3 separate regions of the Homo sapiens genome follow, and regions 1 and 2 are each linked to region 3. The links are chromatin loops, found by intact Hi-C in ENCODE. Cell type or tissue: heart right ventricle. All regions are shown on one strand. Each heading gives the region's core, and the rest is flanking DNA. Links, peaks and the distances in the headings are about the cores only.

What was found. A loop is a pair of places that touch in the nucleus more often than their neighbours do. Peaks named below come from ENCODE experiments on the same cell type or tissue, not always from the same donor. Only the 100,000 strongest peaks of a DNase experiment are listed, where the experiment ranks them.
Region 1: it touches region 3 in a loop (2.5-fold over the local background); 6 of 110 quality-filtered maps call a loop at or near these places.
Region 2: a loop joins it to region 3, with 3 times the contacts of the local background. A loop is called at or near these places in 17 of 110 quality-filtered maps.

What each region holds. Positions count from the first base shown.
Region 1 is chr1:182,233,918-182,238,239 of GRCh38, forward strand. The region is part of intron 2 of LINC01344 (long intergenic non-protein coding RNA 1344); the gene reads right to left. Among named protein-coding and RNA genes, the nearest start is that of LINC01344, 78 kb to the right of the region's middle. In heart right ventricle, for the core only: no CTCF peak of the experiment used is centred there; a DNase peak (open chromatin) is centred at 2,553; H3K27ac peaks cover 698 bases.
Region 2 is chr1:182,195,910-182,200,231 of GRCh38, forward strand. No RefSeq gene overlaps it. Among named protein-coding and RNA genes, the nearest start is that of LINC01344, 120 kb to the right of the region's middle. In heart right ventricle, for the core only: a CTCF peak has its summit at 2,269 (motif pointing left); DNase peaks (open chromatin) are centred at 1,409 and 1,845; H3K27ac peaks cover 852 bases.
Region 3 is chr1:182,394,904-182,399,222 of GRCh38, forward strand. TEDDM1 (transmembrane epididymal protein 1) reads right to left here. Exons shown (of 1, transcript NM_172000.4): 1 at 3,214-4,319. Among named protein-coding and RNA genes, the nearest start is that of TEDDM1, 3.6 kb to the right of the region's middle. In heart right ventricle, for the core only: a CTCF peak has its summit at 2,010 (motif pointing left); a DNase peak (open chromatin) is centred at 1,988; H3K4me3 peaks cover 398 bases; H3K27ac peaks cover 1,375 bases.

The DNA of each region.
Region 1 (4,322 bases), core at 262-4,261, 160 kb before region 3:
TATAGCCTAGGATCTCCAGGTCCCTAATAAGGGAGGCCAGCTATGATTGTTTGCTGGGATGCATGTTTCATTTAGAGATGCAGCTGAATAAGTCTTGGTTTTTTTTTGGTTTGTTTGTTTGTTTGTTTTTTCAGTATTAAAAGACCTTTCAGGCCAGGCGTGGTGGCTCAAACCTGTAATCCCAGCACTTTGGGAGCCCGAGGCAGGTGGATCATGATGTCAGGGGTTCAAGACTAGCCTGGCCAAGATGGTGAAACCCCGTCTCTACTAAAAATACAGAAATTAGTTGGGCATGGTGGTGGGCGCCTGTAATCCCAGCAACTCGGGAGGCTGAGGCAGGCAATTGCTTGAACCCGGGAAGCAGAGGTTGCACTGAACCGAGATCGTGCCACTGCACTCCAGCCTGGGTGACAGAGCAAGACTCCTTCTCAAAACAAACAAACAAACAAACAAACAAACAAACAAAAAACCTTTCAGAAACACATTGGTACTCCTAAGCTTTTACATATGTTCATAAGCCTTTAAATTAGGGTGGAGGAAAAATTATCTCAATTCCTGAAAAGATAGACATTAAAAGGAACCACCAAATAAAGGCAAACCCATTTTCCAGGTGCTAGAAAAGGGTGAGGAGTGGTACAATCTATGCAAGGCCAGGTGTGTGAGAAAACCATGGTACCTGAAAGCCTGGGTAAAAGAGCTGAGAATAGGATACAAAGGGTTCAGCCCCCCAGGTAGCCAAATGCCGCTGCAGGCTAGGGCTCCCTCCCTCCCTCCCTCCCTCCCTGCTTCGCTTTCTCCCTCCCTCTCTCCTTTTTCCCTTTCTTTCTTCCTTCTGTGGAGTTCCTAAATCATGGTTTCTTGAGAAACAGGATATTGGAGCTTCAAGGCAGAGGTCCCCAACATCTTAAGGAGCCTGGAGGTCATGATTCCTTGCCAAGGTGGGAATCACACTCCATCTTGGACTTCCGAGGCTAGGCAGAGTTAGGCATTTTCTCATCTGGGCTCCATAGGCCTGGGCCCACAGTTTTTTTCAGCATCTCTCTCACTGCACTGTAGCCATTTATTCACCAGAATGCATCCTTCCTGACCTGCGAGCTCTTCCAGAGCATGAACAGAGGAGTATAATGGTTTGGCACCCCGCCTTTGGTGCCAGAGAAACCTAGGTTCACACTCTGATTAGACCCTTCAGGGGCTGTGTGATTTTTCTGGGAGAATGAAATTAGATACCATCTATAAAAATCTGGACTTATGGTATAACCAATATGTGGCAGCTGCTATTACTTTAACTTGTTCTTCTGTATACAAATAATAATAGCTTTATCTGTTAGGATTCAGTGCAGGAAACAGAAATTGCTTCACTTACATTGAGTAGGAAGGGATTTAGTCAAGGGATAATGTGCTTGCAAAACGGTTAGAAGGGCTGAAGGAGCAGGTTCTAGGCTGGGGCTCACAAAGCAGTATAGAAATTAACCACCACCTCTAGGGCACCTCTGGAGCTGTGCTGGAATCCAGAAGTGACTGCTGCCTCTGCTACAATTCCTGCCTCTCGATACCCAAGAAGCTGGAGAATGGACTCTGGAACTCTGATGCAGAAAAACCTCCTATTTCCCCAGCTTTGCTGGCCAGCAAAATGGCTACAAAGGGGTGCAGCTTCTGCTTTGCACATCTTGCACTGAGTGCCTCTACTTGGCAGAAGACAGCTTGCTTCTAGAACCCCGACTGCAAAGGAGCCTTGGAATCATGGTGCTCAGCTTTCCAACTTCACCCAGCAAGAGGCAGGAATGAAGGTTGAGTGACCATCCACACCACAGCTGGCACTTTCAGCTGTCATTGGCCTCACAGCACCACAGTTAGGTAAGTGCCCATTTCACAAATGAGGAAGCAGAGCCTTCAGGAAGTTACCTTGTCTGCCCCGGGTCACAGAGGAAGGGGTGAAGAAGCAATGTAAACAGGTTCTATCTTAATCAAAGTCTATGCCCTTAACTACCATTTTTTCTAATCCTCCCTGCATCTTGAATGCCTAACTCTGCATGTGGCCACACCTACTGAATGAATGTTAGAGTTCATTCATCATGAGTTTAAACAGAAAATTACACCAACTTAGAATGCTGTGGCCTAGAGAAAGTGTCTTTACCTCCTGAGTGCGACCCAAGTCAGGAGGCAGGAGGCTGACTGAGGGACACGGAGGAGGTATGCACACTCACAGCATGAGGCAGAGCTGTGTGCACACATCAAGCAAGGAAATGGGGCCGGAATATGGGGCAAAGGCCTACGGATTGAATGGTGGATTTGGATGTGGGCCACTTCTTCCAGCCCCTGAAAGAGGACCAGGCAATGTGGCTATGAATGGGCCTAATGAGAATTGATTGATTCGCTCGAGATGTTTTCTTTTTCTTCCTAAAATAGAAAATGACATACCCCATGATTCATGCACTCCGGTGCCCGTGATAATGGCCTCTTCAGTGCACTGACTCTGCTGATAACCACAGGCACTCATCCTCCGCAGAGGGGTTGTGTGCCACACCCTAGGCACATAGCAACCCTGCAGGCTGTCAGACACCTGCCGCAGAGAGTGCTTTCCACACGCTCTCTGGGACATGAGGCACAGTTCCCAGGAGTGCCTGAGAAATCTCAGTTGCCTGGCATAGATGCTAAGGCCTGAGAGAAGAGCCCAGAGTCTAGGCCTGAGGGGCTGCAGTCTGCACACAGGAGTTAACTCATACACATATACAACCCACAAAGCCACACACATACATAGCACAAATACACACACAGATAGACACAGCACACACAGACACATACATCACACACACACAGACACAAACATGCACACTACACACATGCACAGCCCACATAAACACCCACAGAGTTGCAAATATACACAGCACAAATACACACACAAATAGACCACACGCAGAGAGACACATCACACATACACACAGATACAAATATACACACCACACACAAACACAGAGAGACACACACACCACACATACAACACACACAAACATACACACTACACACATACACAACCCAATAAACACCCACAGAGCCACAAACATATGTAACACAAATACACAGAGAGACACACCATGCAAAGACCCAGAGAAACACCATATACCACACATATGCACACACAAACGTGCACACCCAACACATCACCACGTGCAACACATACACCATACACGGAAACACATGAAGACACTTACGTACACCACACACACATATACACACACAGACACAAACATACGCAGCGCACACACACCACACACATACGCAGGCTCATGCACATACTCTACAAAAAGTGCCTCACTACAGGACAGCCATATCCTAAAAGGCTTAAAATAATGGTTATATGGCCTACAAACGCAGAAGGTGTGTATACAAACCAGTAAAAGAAATGAAAGAAAGCATCAAAAATGGTAAATACACGAAGATAAAATCCCTGTTGAAATGCACGCATGATATTTATTGGGATTGGAGGACAATTCAGGCAACACAAATAATTGATATTTAGTAATCTTTGGATTGTTCCTTGTGAACTTATTCAGTTGAACAGCACATTTTTTCAAGTGGCTGCCCTTTAGCCCCTGTACACTCACTGTGTGGCCACTGACTTACACCCACTGGGCATCTGCCAAGTCCCTACCTCATCTCCCTCCCTTCCAAATGTACCTGTCTGGGGACAGCCCTGCAGAGCCCCTGCAGCGCCTGTTTGATGATAGAGCTTGCCACCCAGTCCCTCTCATTCTTCCAAGCTCCTTTCCTGCCCAAGTCAGGAAAGTCCCACAGTTCTTGTCTCATAGTACACACAGGGAAGTTCAGGGATTTGGTGCTAACTTTAGTTAGACCCCGGCTTCCCAGAGCCCTGATTTCTTCCAGGGCTATAGCAGTTTATCTCTGTGTGCCCAGGGGGTGCTCAGGCCCAGGAATTGTGAATATTAGATGTTCCCTTTAGTATTTCTAAGATCCTATAGGGAAGAGTGGGAAATTGAAGTTAAGGGACAACTAGCAGGTGAGAATGACAGCTGGGGATTATTGACCAAGAAGGAAAGGATGGGCTGGTTGTAAATATACCTTCAAGACCCATTATCTTACTGAACTTGAAAGCTAGAGGGGAATGTACAGAGACCATCAGCTATAACCCCTTCATCTTCCAGATGTAGAATCTGAGGCCAGAAGAGTGAAACAATATGTCTAAAGTCAAAACCAATTAATTAGAAGCGACTCTGTGATCGCAAATGTAGAATTCTTCCCTAATGGAGCACTGGTTACCATTTTCTATTTTCTGATTCTATGGTATTATTTCACCGACTTGATGT
Region 2 (4,322 bases), core at 262-4,261, 200 kb before region 3:
TGGAGGAGCACTTGTGTATTAGTTTCCTATTGCTGCTGTAACAAATGTAGTGGCTTGAAACAACCTAAATGTATTCTCTTACAGTTCTATAGTTTGGAAGTCCAACATGGATCTCACTGGCTCAAATCAAGGTGTTGCCAGGATGGCATTTCTTTTGGAGGCTTTAGGTTAGAATCTGTTTCGTTGTATTTTTCAGCTTCTAAAGATTGCCCACACTCATTGGGTTATGACCTTCTTCCTCTCTTTTGAAAGCCAGCCAGCAACACTGCATTTCTTATCAATATTGACACCTTACCTACTGAATATTGCTTTGGTTCTAAGATTCAGGGTTTTGTGTTTCTGTGGTTGTTTTATTATATGCATCTCTTCCCAACTGTATGTTCAGAGACATCTCATTGGTAGCTTGAAGTGGCATGGTGGTCTTCAGTATGTAGATATTGGGGTGGGTCATTATTCTAACATACTGCTTGACATGGTCATTTAGTGAGACTTCAGGATCAAAAGGTATGATGTTCTACAGCTTTTAGTATCCCCATCAACCAAAAACCAATTAATTTCTACCTGTTATCAAAGAAGGAATGCTTTAATTGGTCATTGCCAATTTTGTTTTTTAGTTTATTTTTTTCCTAGAATATCACAACAGGGATCCTCTTCTCTTTGATTCATTGATGGATTCCAATATCCTAACAACACATGATAGATGTTCAATAAATATTTGTAGAGTAAATGAATAAGATCTGCCTGAAGCTAAGCCACTATCTTCCTGGTAGGTGATTCCACTAGGCTTTCTCCATCATTTGTATTACAAAATCTTTGTAGGAAAAGAATTAAGCTCCTCTCAATAACTCTTTCTTCTGCAGACTCATAGTAATTTACAAAATACCTATATTATAAGGGTGGCAATTATCTGTTATGGTAATTTATCTTATACATGTGTGACTCTTCCGCTGTAATGGAAGCTCTTAGAAATCAGGGTTGGTGTCTTTGTTTTGTTTTCATGTTTATTTCCTTCTCAAAAGTAATATTTCCTTTATTTTTATTATCTATTCCTATGAATGTGTTACATGGAAAGCTGAAAGAATTGACCTTGCATATGCTTCTTAGCTGGAGTGCAAGCCCCTTTGCAGCAGGTGTGATGGACAAAGCTGTACTCCAAGACTGTGACAGTCCTCAGCCCTGTCAAGATTTCAGGCTCAGCACATGTTCGTTGAAGGAATGGTGTTGGCTTTCCCTTTGAAAACCTTGGAGGGACTTCAGCAAAGGCCAAAAGAGGAAAAGCTGAATTTCCTCCTAAAACATTTCATGGTCCCTGCCTCCCACACATATAGGAGTTTCTAATTTTGGGCTTGGCACCAATCGCCTATCAAAGCAAATTATTCTTTAAAAGGCTTAAGTGGGAAGCCAGCCCAAGGTTTTGTTTTGACAGAATTGTACGTCTGAGTGGGGCTGACCATGTTCTTGGCCTTGGCTGTACTCTCTTGTGACACAGAAATAACCTGAACTCCTCTGATGTAACAAGTTTTGAGAAGTTCTGCTGAATTGATTGACAAATCTTTCCCAGGACAACTTGAGATTCTCAATGTACAACAAGTATATCAACGATGATGATCAAATTAAAGAGCTTTTCTTGGATTTTCCTGTCACTCCTGGCAGAGGTAATATGGAAAACCCAGGCCTTGAGAAAAACATGCTTAGAGCATACTTTGGCTATTTGCTGTAACATTACTTTCCAAATTTTCCGAGAAGCTTTAAGCTGCTAACATAAGCATAAATGCTGCTCTACTGCAGCCACCATGAAATAAACAGCAGGCTGGGACACAAGAGCCGGCACACTCTGAACCAGCTTTCTGGGGAAACTCCCTAGGGACCCAAGGTTGCATAAAATTCAACAGGAAGGCAATCCAACATCGTCCAAATGCTCTTTCCCTACCATAGGGTTCTATCATGTTTGCCAATTCCTGCTTGCAAAATCAATCTATTAATATCATGCATGAAGATGCTTCTCAGAAAGTAGTTTTTATTGGTATAGGAGGCAGCTCCTCCAGGGATAGTTGGAGGTCAGAGTCGTATGTTCCAGAACCCTCTGTCTTTAGGTTGAGGCTAATTGACCAAGACTCCAAGAAACATTTTTTCTAGTCAATCAAGGTCAAAACTTAACGTGCTTGTTTATATTGGGGGAATGTGCATATAATTACATATGTGTTATGTATGTTTATTTAAAAAGCTCCTTGTCCTGAGGGCAGAGGGAATGATGCTGCCTCCTAGTGGGAGACAAATTGAGAGACACAGCCATTTAGAATAGGCTGGAGGAATTGAAGAGGAGCCTCAGATCCTAGGTAAAAATGCAGACTCTACTCTCTGCTGCTTAACGATCTAATTCTATATGAGACACAAGATCTCTTTCTGAAGGTCTATACAGCCTCTCTTGGTAGCCATTCAAACCTACCAATCAACATATTTTTGACAACTTCCTATTTGTTCAAACATGTGCCTGGAATCAAAGAGGACACCAAGTGGCTGGGCATGGTGACTCATGCCTGCAATCCCGGTCACTTCGGGAGGCCAAGATGGGAAAGTTGCTTGAGTTCAGGAGTTTGAGACCAGCCTGAGCAACACAGCAAGACCCTATCTCTATTTTTAAAAAGAAAAGAAAAAAAAGAGGACACCAAGAAAATATTAGGCAGGAATTTTGCCCTCAGAAAATGTATGCATCGTTCAGTAGAAGAGACTGGTTTGTACCTTAAAACAATTTGAGATAAGCAATTCTTCATCTCTATGGTTCAGTTTATGTGTCAATGGCTTAATCTTCTTTTGGACTCCCCTGTCCCCAGGAGCAAGCCCAAACTCCTTAATCTGGCATTCAAAGGTGTTTATAATCTGGTTTCCCACCCACATCCTACTCAACCACATTTCTTGCCATTTCTGTTTTGCGTTCCATATTTCCACCACTCCTGAAACTGGCTTAAGGGTAGGCCCTTCAGGTAAGCCAATTGCTAAGGCTTTCTAACATATGAAATCTAGCAAGTCATAGAGAAGAGAATTGTCAGACAGGGCTTCTTGTGAGATCCTCTAATAAACTGCTAAGGGTGGGAAGTGATATCCCCCAGTGACATGCTTAAGTAACAGTAAAAAAAAAAAAAAAAAAAATCCAAATGGCTTTCTAAGAAGAGTAGATTCACCAGATATCAGAATTTTGTTTGATTGAGTCAGGGACCAAGGAGTTGACTTACTTGGGAAAATAGAGAAGCACAATTGCATATTGTCATCAGAGAGCCCTCTTTATCCACTGTTGTAACATCTAGCTTCTCCTCTAAACAAAATTTACTAAAACTGGTCAAAAGAAGCACCTAATTATTAGCCAGCTGACAGTGGGCTGGCCATGGCTTACTGAACCACCTGTATTCTCTGGATTTCCCACGCTCTGTCTGTGCTTTTGATAGTTTTATCTGGAACCACCCCACTGCTACTCTATATCAAGTTAATCTCAAAATGCAACAAAAGCTATTGCCTCCATTATAAAACACTCCCTGACTTTATGCTACCCTCTGGCCTAACCTGCTCTGTATTAAGTGCTAAGTCTTTGTGTTCCCATTGACTTTGATGTACATCTCTTATCCCAACACTTTATTAAAATAAGCTTTTGGTGTCTGGTCCCTTCGCTAGGCTCCCTGATGGCTATGAGTTGTGTCTTCTTTTTCTATGTACTAAAGCATCCCTCCTAGCTACTGGACCTTTGAGTATATTAGTGCCCTTTTTTAGGATAGGGAAATGGGAGATCATTGAGAATACCTGAGTAGTTGGATTCATAGGAAGAGACCTGGGTTGGGTCCTGGCCAATGGATTGGTAAGATTTGAAGAGGCAAGGGGAGGTCCTTCTTCCAGGAGAGTGATTGTGAGCAAGGGTGTGTGAAAGAAACAGTAAAGGACACAAGCCCACCTATGAGAGGCAAAACATTCTTTCATATACCTAATGAAGATCTAACAAAGTCCATTTTCTTTTGCTCAGTTCTTCCCAGAATGTCAAAAGGGTAAAATTGCATAAATTTGCAAATAGGTGGCCAGACATGGTGGCTCACACTTGTAATCCCAGCACTTTGGGAGGCCAACATGGGCAGATTGCTTGAGCCCAGGAGTTCAAGAGCAGCCTGGGCAACACAGCGAAACCCTGTTTCTACAAAAAATGCAAAAATTAGTTGGGTGTCATAGTGCACACCTGTAGTCCCAGCTACTAGAGAGGCTGAAGTGGGAGAATTACTTGAGCCCAGAAGGTAGAGTCTGCAGTGAGCCATGATGGCACCACTGCATTCCAGCCTGGGTGACAC
Region 3 (4,319 bases), core at 320-4,319:
GCTCACTGCAACCTCCACTCACTGTAACCTCTGCCTCCCGGGTTCAAGCAATTCTCCTGCCTCAGCCTCCCAAGGAGCTGGGATTACAGGCGTGTGCCACCACACCCAGCTAATTTTTTGGTATTTTTAGTAGAGACGAGGTTTCACCATATTGGCCAGACTTGTCTTGAACTCCTGACCTTGTGATCCGCCTGCCTCGGCCTCCCAAAGTGCTGCGATTACAGGCGTGAGCCACTGTGCCCGGCCCTTTCTCTGTCTTTTAAAGGATCCATTCTCACTCTGCAAGTATGAAGTCCTTTACCTGGGGATCTGGAGTGCCTTCCCAGGGCCTGTGTGGTTGCCTTATACACATTAGACACAAAATTTAGGGTAGGGCTCACATTGACCAAACCTTTTCTGTTTAGGAAATGGAGTTTTCCCTGTGTATGAATGATTTCAATAGGCATTCAGTGAGACCTTTAAATCATGTTAAAGAGATACAATTGAGACTCAGGGTTGGGGAACACCCTGGAAACCCAACCCAGAATTGTAAAATATTCTTTTAAAAATTATTATTATGTAATAAACCAACATCAGTTCTTTCCAAAAGAATGGACCATAGTAGAATCTTAAACCAAATCAAAATAATAATAATAAAAATGAAGAAGAAAAGAAATAGCTCTGGAAGTTGATAGCATTATTCTTAAACCATAATTTAGGGAAAAGCTGTAGTTGGCCAAGCTTTCAAATTTCACTTTATACAATTAGAGAAGGAAAGACTACATTTACATTATACTTCAGTTCAATAACTAGCACTAAGAATGGAGGAATTGTTCTTTACAGTTTTTGATTGTTTGATATTCTTCAGTTCAAGACAGGAAATTGGAAATTCACGTCTCAGCCATATCTGTAGCCTGATTTGAGTTTTGTAGGATGCGTGCTGAAATCAGTCAAATACAAGGAACACTTCATTTCCCCAACTGCGTGTTATGATGGAAGGTTTGGGTCTGTTTGAGCTCTACCCTGAATCATGTCTCTAGCAGGAAACTACGTGGAAAGTTGGGAAGAATCAAGTTCATCTTAGTTAACAACCTGGGGAAAATGTCCTATTGAGAAAATTAAAGCCATACAATTCTAGAATTAGATCTTCACATCATTCTATCTTAAAGATGAGGAACTGAGGCTTAGATAACTCATAGTAACTTGATGAAGTCATGTTTGGTTAGTATTTTAGAGCTTAATGAGCTTTCAAGGTGCTGTTCTTTTTCTGTTCCCTTTCCTTTAGTCGCTTTGGTCTGTGGGTGATCTGTTCCGGGGCCACCATCTCTAAAATACTGAAATTCCTACAGTCCTCACTGAGGGAGGTGCAGAGGACAGGGAGCAACCATTTACCTCTCAATCCTGGGTATGCTTACCCAGTGACTTCTGTATAGCAGACACTCAATATATATTTTCTTTGTGAATAACTAGATTAGCAGAAAAAAACAACACCATAGGAAAGATTCTCTTTGAAGGACTCTTTGGAGATCATTTTTCACATCTGATAATCTGCCTCCAGTTTCATTGTTTTGTGAATCGGGTTTTTTTAGATACATTTTGTCCTTTATTCTCAATTTACACTGTACAGATCGTTGTTCTGTAGATTGATTGGAACATTATTGAAGCTAATTAAAAAATTTAGAGAATTTAGCATTCTGATCAAAAAATTATTTAGATCAGAGTATGTGCTTTAGTTGGTACCATTCCCAAAGAAATCCTCAATGGGATCCACAGCCCTTCCTCCCTCCCCTCCCACCTCATTAGTTAATTTGGATCCCTGTTTATTTCACATTGACTCGCCAAATTTTAACAGGAAACAAACAGCCCTAGGGTATGTTTTCTGGATGCTTGGGCAATTCTTAGTCTGCTTCTGGATTTTTCCTGTCCGTTCTCCTCTTCCACTTCTTTTAAACCCGTTCTCCGGAGACTTGTTTACTGGGGTTGGAGAATCAGAAGCTTGGCCGGGGTGGTGTGAACCTAGTGCCCTCTTGTGGAATTTTGTGAGAATGACAAACTCCCCCAAAGCTTGAGTGCTTTGAGTTTTTTCTTGAGTAGCCTTTAGTGGGAGGACCTTTCTGTTACATCTTAAATCTAGTAAGTTAATAACATGCAGGCTTATTGCCTACACTGAATATTTGAAAGCTATTATGTTGGGGGGTATCACTTGATTACCAGAGGCTTATTGTTATAGAATTAAGCCTCATTACAGGAAACAGGCAGCTAAGTGTTTGTGCTTTTTCATCACCTCCCATTAATGTGTAAGAGAGGTAAAGAGAAAAGGAAGGCTCCCAAAGAAAAGTAATTGAAAAAAGGCTAGGAACCAAGAGTAAAGGGGAAATGGCAAACTTTAGAAGCCTTGGTCAAAAACAAGTCTTATCCCCAGCTCTTGCTTTGGATCTGAGCCCAGAAATGTAAGACCCAGCCAGAAGTTGAGAGTCTGCCAGATTCTCACCCCCCGGGGGAGATGGGGGTCAGGGTAGGGGACAGAAAGTGTTGCATAAACCCACTCCTAAGGGAGGTCTAGGGTGTTTACACTGTGCTGTTTGCTTTACCTGGGCTTTCTGGCTTGTTTTCTTTTCTTTCTTTCTTTCTTTCTTTCTTTCTTTCTTTCTTTCTTTCTTTCTTTCTTTCTTTCCTTCCTTCTTTTCTTTTTTCTTTTTTTTTTAAGACATAGTCTCACTCTGTCACCCAGGCTAGGGTGCAGTAGTGCAATCTCAGCTCACTGCAACCTCCGCCTCCCAGGTTCAAGTGATTCTCCTGCCTTAGCCTCCCAAGTATCTGGGATTATAGGTGTGGGCCACCACACCTAGCTAATTTTTGTATATTTAGTAGAGACAGGGTTTCACCATGTTGACCAAGCTGGTCTCGAACTCCTGACCTCAAGGGATCCGCCCGCCTTGGCCTCGCAAAGTGCTGGGATTATAGGCGTGAGCCACAGTGCCCAGCCGTCTTTCTTCTTTCTTTCACAATTTCATTTTTTTCATTTTGAGATAACTTGTTTCTCCATTGCCATTAGCAAAGTCACTGTGGCCCAGAGGACACAGTCACACTTGCGTCAGACACACCTGCACTTAAATTCCTGTGTTGCCTCATACCAACTGTGAGACTTGGGCAAGTCAACCTGCTGGAGTCTCAGTTTTCTAGAGACTCCTTATAGAAACATTTGTGAGGATTAAAAACAATAACAGAGTCAACTTCAGAAACAAGTTACTGGATTTTATTATACCCCAAAACAAGGAAGAGAGTGGGTGCATTACTAAGGCAGTGACTCAGTGTTCAGGACTGTTGTTGTCACCCAGAGAGATTCACAAAACCTCCAACCTGTCCAGCAATACATTTAGAAGAAACAGGATTAGGGAAGACTCTGGAAGCAAAGAAGGCTTTATTAAACATAACCATGATCCATAGCTGGAGTATACATAGGAAATTTGGTAACTTGGATAAGGCAAAGTCTTTTCCCTTTAGGAGCCTGTACTTTAGTGGGTGAGGAAGAACCTTCTGAAAGAAAATGATTTCAGCAGCAGTATAAAAGAAAGTGGGTCACCTGTATGAGCAAACTAACAAAGCAGATTTAATGTAAGTGCCCAAGAGTTCCAAAACAAGGGAATCAGTAAGAGTTCTGGAGAAGGCCACCTTGGGGATACTTGGTGCGGTGTGGGGGTGGATGTAGGTTTATTCTGGGAATCGAATAACATGGTAAATATGTGACTGTAGGATGACTGGCTGTGATTTGCAAGGAAAAGAAATTTGCAAAGACCCAAGAATGGTATCTGCTAAATTGCATGTGCAAGGGTGGTCATGGTGAAAAGGAAAGTTTGGGCTAGAATAAGAGTAATAAAATGAGAAGTCAGGGAAGTACCAAGCATTTGAATGCTATAAAAATGCTATAGCAGTTGAATTCTATACAAATTTAAATTATGGAAATTTGAAATGTTATTAAGTATTTAAAAAGTCTCACTTTATATGTAAAGTTTGAAATGAAGCCAATTCTTGAAAGCTGCGGAGAGAGAAGGAGGCAAAGCGAGCATAATTTCAGCCTGTATGAATTAATTATAAATTCTATCATGCTATTTCCACATGGTGGCACCACTTTGGTGAGCACGTAAAGTACCCACTTTTCTTTATCAAGATGAGATTTGAATGGGTCCAGTTTTGAGTTGTGAGAAGTCTTTATTCCCTCAGGTAAAAGGCAATCCCTTGTGCCTGATGACGCTAATGACAGCATAACTGCTAGACTCTGTTCTCCTCCCTTCACAGCTCTTCCTTTTGTTGCATTCTCTTCCCCCAGTGGCTTTTCTTGC